2 separate regions of the Homo sapiens genome follow, and region 1 is linked to region 2. Evidence: read pairs that join two places in POLR2A ChIA-PET (ENCODE). Cell type or tissue: GM12878. All regions are shown on one strand.

Region 1 (2,500 bases), 290 kb before region 2:
ATTCTAAACTCAATCAAGAATTTTTCAGCACCCAGGTTTTTACTACAGATAGCGCTTGTAAAGTTCCATGTGCCTCAAAAATGGACACAATGGCAACCTGGAGATACTACCCATGTACCCTGTTTAAAGGTTGCAGCCACTGTTTAGTTTCAAAAAATTATTGCTATGCAGAAATTTTGACCTACGGTTGCTAGATATTTTTCAAGAACAGAGTATCAGTGTAAATCTGAGTATCAGTGTAAAATTTTCTATTTTTTTTAACATTAAGAAGGCAAAATAAACCACCAGTTCGTGCCTTTCATGATAATGTCTAGAATGGAGGAAACAAGCTTTGGATAATCCAAGAACATCCATGCAAGTTCTCCTCTCAATAAAGGAATTAGGGGAGAATAGAGGAGAACTCTTTTTCCTCCCAGTTTCTGTTTTCACTTGCCTGCATTTTAAATTGAGTAAAAAGTGATCCTGAATGAGTCTGTTCTATCATATTTCCCTTCACTCTCTTTGAAGTTCAGGGCTCAAAAGTAGGAGATTAGTAAACATTTATCAATTAATTCATTGGTTGTGGGACTACTATTAATTTCTCCACCTCTCAGATTTCTTTATTTCTCCATCTCTTGATTTATTTTTTCTGCAAACACTCATTCAATAAACAGTCACTAAGCACCTGTCAGGCCCTGTGCTGGAGATGATGAAGAAATAAATAACAAATAGTCCCTGCCTTCGAAGAACTCCTAGTGTAGAGCAAGAGCTGAATATGTAAGCAAATAACTCTTTATGATGGTATGTAAAAGTTATACCGAGCATGATTAGCTTTAAAGTGGCATTTGCTTTACTTACAACCCGCCACATTGCCACAAAAGAGCTCAGAAGCTTAAAAAAAAAAAAGTGCAGCTGTCAGTAGTGATTAACACAACGGCTAGACACTGTGTATGAGAACGGATATAGGTGGTTTTATAAGGATCATGTGGTTAAGTGGGACACGCATGTTGAACAGAGTCTGCAGACATTTTGCCCAAAACTTCCTTTTGCAGTGTGCACATGTAAATGAGCCTTGCGTGGAAGTTTTTGCTTCCGGAATAAGATTGACTAGCCAGTGAAGCTCCTTATTACTCATTTCAGCAATCATTTGCTTTTCTTGATGCAATATATAAAACGTGTACAAAATACAGCAAAGGAACTTAGGTCACCCACGTTAACTTAGGACGTTTCTGTTGACTAACTTTGGGCGTTCTATTTATTAAAATTTGAAAGTCATAAATGCTGGGCTTAAAAGAAAAGAATCTCTCAGAACCTGAAATGAAAATTTAGCATTATATGACAGTTTTGAGAAAAATGATTCAGAGTTCTTTAAAAATTAAACTTCCCAAATGATTCTAGATTGAATTATATTCTGAATACCTAATATCTGCAGATTACTGTTTTAGATGCTATAGAGACAAAAAGTAGGTATATTAGCCTTCTAATCCTTAAAGAATCTGTAGTCCAATTGGGGAAGTAAGCACAAGGCAGGTGAAAAAGAGAAATAATAAAACAAAGCAGCATACAATAAATTTCCAAATGACTAATGCCAATAATCAGAGATATGTGTGCAATTAGATAACAATAACTGAGTTAGAGCCATCTAGAAAGAAATCGTACTTGATGTGAGTCTTGCAGAAGGGAATAATTTGGATAAAACAGGAGAATAATTGGTGTATAAAGGAGAAAGAAGAGTGGAGCAAAAACATAGGTGTAGATAAGCTTCAGAGAAATTTAGGAAGCAGGGATCAGACTCCCCCGGCTGTAGCAGAGGAACCCTGGGAGGACAACGAGGACTTGGAGGGAATGAAGGTTGAAGTGAGACAAACAAGAACATGAATGCAAAGCCATGGAGTTCAGACCTCCTCCCACAGGTAACGATGAGCCACTGGATATTTTCTCTTAGCTGAGTCATGTGATGAACCTGGAGGCTGCATGAAGGAAAAAGGCAAGGAGTCATAGTTAGAACTAGGTATGTTGAGAGAGATGTAAGAACTTCATCAGGCTAACAACTTGACATTTCTTCAAATATATATATTCTTTAAATAGAATGTTCAATATTTCTTTAGAAGGATTAGAAGAAACTAGCTTTATTTTATTTTATTTTATTTTATTTTATTTTATTTTATTTTATTTTATTTTATTTTTGGAGACAGAGTGTCGCTCTGTCACCCAGGCTGGAGTGCAGTGGAGCAATCTCAGCTCACTGCAACCTCTGCCTCCCAGGTTCAAGTGATTCTTCTGCCTCAGCCTCCCTAGTAGCTGGGACTACAGGTGCGTGCCACCACGCCCAGCTAATTTTTGTATTTTTAGTAGAGACAGAGTTTCACCATATTGGCCAGGCTGGTCTTGAACTCTTGACCTTGTGATCTGCCTGCCTCGGCCCCCCAAAGTTCTGAGATTACAGGCGTGAGCCACCACGTCCAGCCTGGGAGAAACTAACTTTCTATTAGTGTAGATTATATTCCACTTTATATTAAAA
Region 2 (2,500 bases):
AAAGTAACTTCATTCAGAAAAATAACTCAAAATGGATCACCAGCCTAAATGTAAAATGCAAAACTATAAATTCCTAGAAGAGAATCGCCAAGGAGAAAATCTAGATGACCTTGGATATGAAAATGAATATCACATCAAGATCCAGTCCATGAAAGAAAGAATTGATAAACTGGACTTCATTAAAATTTTTTTTAAAAAATCTCTGTTCTGCAAAAGACAACATCAGTGTAGTGGAAAGAAAAGCCACAGATTGGGAGAAGATACTTGCAAAGGGGGTATCTGATTCTAAAAAACCTGTAATCCAAAATATACAAAGAATTCTTAAAACTCAACAATAAGAAAACAAACAATCCAACTAAAAATACCAGACATCTCACCCAAGATAATACATATGGCAAATAAGCATGTGAAAAGATACTCTACATCATATGTCATTAGAGAAATGCAAAATGAAACAACAATGAGATACCAATACACACCTGTTAAAATGGCCAAAATCCAGAACACTGACTACAGCAAATGCCAAAAAGGATATGCAACAACAGGAATTCCCATTTGTTGCTGGTGGGAATGCAACATGGTACAGTCACTTTGGAAGTGGTTGGTGGTTTCTCATGAAACTAATCATACTCTTAGCTTATGATTGAGCAATTATGCCCTTTAATCTCTGCCCAAAGGAGTTGAAAACTTGTGCCCACACAAAAACCTGCACATGAATGTTTATACCAGCATTATTCATATTTGTCAAAACTTGGAAGCAACCAAGATGTCCTTCAGTAGGTGAGTGGATAAACTGTGGTACATCCAGACAATGGAATATTATTCAGCACTAAAAAGAAATGAGCTATTAAGCCCTGAAAAGACATGGAGGAAACATAAATGCATATTACTAAATGAAAGAAGCCAATCTGAAAAGGCTACATATTGTATGATTCCAACTATAACACTCTGGAAAAGGCAAAACTATGGAGACAGAAAACAGAAAATTGGTGGTTGCTAGGGGTTATAGGGTTATTGGGGAGGGAGGGAGGAATGGGCAGAGCACAGAGAATTTTTAGGGCAGAGTGAAAATACTATGATGTTATAATGGTGGATACATGCCATTATAAATTTGTCTAAACCCACAGAATGTACAACACCAAGAACAAACCCTAATGTCAACTATGGACTCTGGGTGGTAATGATGTGTCAATATAAGTTTATGAGCTGTTGGATATTAGTAATGGGGAGGTTATGTATGTATGGGAGCAGAAGACATATGCGCTACCTCTGTACCTTCCTCTCAAATGTGCTGTAATCTGCTCTACAAAAATACTCTTTAAATTAAAAAGTAACCTTACATTGCTGATGTGCCCAGAGGAGCATTTGGAAGGGCCTGAGAGGACCACCAGGAAACTTCATAAACAAACAGATCCCCCAAAAAGAATGAGGGTCCTGCATAGGAGCAAGACAGAAAAATGGACAAAAGAGTCACCTAGAAGAAACTAGTCATACTACAAAGTTTAGCTCAAGGCCAGTCCTGAGAACTATGTACTATCATCTACCAAGCTGTCCAGGACATTTCCAGTATTGTTTTCTTTTAAATTCCTACAAAGGAAGAGTGCTATAACTACTTGTGCCTGAAAGATAAGTAGCTTAAGCATAAGAAAGCTAAACAATATGCCTGAGTTCTAAGTAAATTAGGGCAGAAACTAGGAACAAAAAGCAAATATCCCAATTATGGACAACCCCTCTAGCCATCCCACTCTCCTAAGGGTACTTCATGAAAAGAACTGCAAAATTATTCTGTCTTTTGAAACTGGGAACTTTTGAGGGGACTAGTGCCACATAGTAATTGTGTCAAGGCCTACAGACATCTCTTAAAAGCATTATTTTTTTTAATTAATTCTGTTGAGATTTTGGAATTTTTGTTTCAAAAATGTGTTTGGGAGAGAAATCCACAAGGTTTTAGGTTATTAGGAAGTAGTCCACGAATAAAAACCTGTGAAAACCAATGTCTAAAATGGATTAATGCTCTCTACACAGGAATAGTCATCAGTATAGTGAAAAAGAAATACTAATGTAAACGGATTCCTTATTTACTAGATGAAAAATGGCTTTCTTCAGACTTTTAAAAAAGACTTTGTGACTATTATCATATAGATATTTAAAATTTTATATTTTGTTAACTTAATATACCCAAATTTCAAAAAAGTAGTCAATAGGACACTTGACACTCCAATGGTTTGGCAAAATTCCAGGGACAGAAATTAAAATCTCAGTCAAAAAAAACACCAAAAAAGAAATTCCTAGCTTTAACTCATAGACAATATGCCAACTATGTAACCTATTTTATAAGAAAGTATTTATATCACCTATTCTCCCCTGGTATTCCATGCACAAAAAGAGTGTAGCAGCAGGAACACACAACAATTCCCTTACTCAGACCTCATACTTACAGTCCTTTACCTTACAGACCTAATAGCTACAACATTCTATCCAAGGTATTTCAATATACATT

The links. ChIA-PET counts read pairs that join two places held together with the same protein. Peaks named below come from ENCODE experiments on the same cell type or tissue, not always from the same donor. Only the 100,000 strongest peaks of a DNase experiment are listed, where the experiment ranks them.
Region 1: POLR2A ChIA-PET joins it to region 2 with 5 read pairs; 5 of 35 experiments call an interaction of 5 or more read pairs at or near these places.

Annotation. Positions count from the first base shown.
Region 1 is chr1:192,516,015-192,518,514 of GRCh38, forward strand. LOC105371664 (a long non-coding RNA gene) reads right to left here. Exons shown (of 5, transcript XR_002958418.2): 5 at 1-1,949. Among named protein-coding and RNA genes, the nearest start is that of RGS1, 59 kb to the right of the region's middle. RefSeq lists enhancers at 624-743, 804-923. In GM12878, no CTCF peak of the experiment used is centred here; a DNase peak (open chromatin) is centred at 1,007; H3K4me3 peaks cover 283 bases; H3K27ac peaks cover 1,368 bases.
Region 2 is chr1:192,802,052-192,804,551 of GRCh38, forward strand. No RefSeq gene overlaps it. Among named protein-coding and RNA genes, the nearest start is that of RGS2, 5.7 kb to the right of the region's middle. In GM12878, no CTCF peak of the experiment used is centred here; no DNase peak of the experiment used is centred here; H3K27me3 peaks cover 121 bases.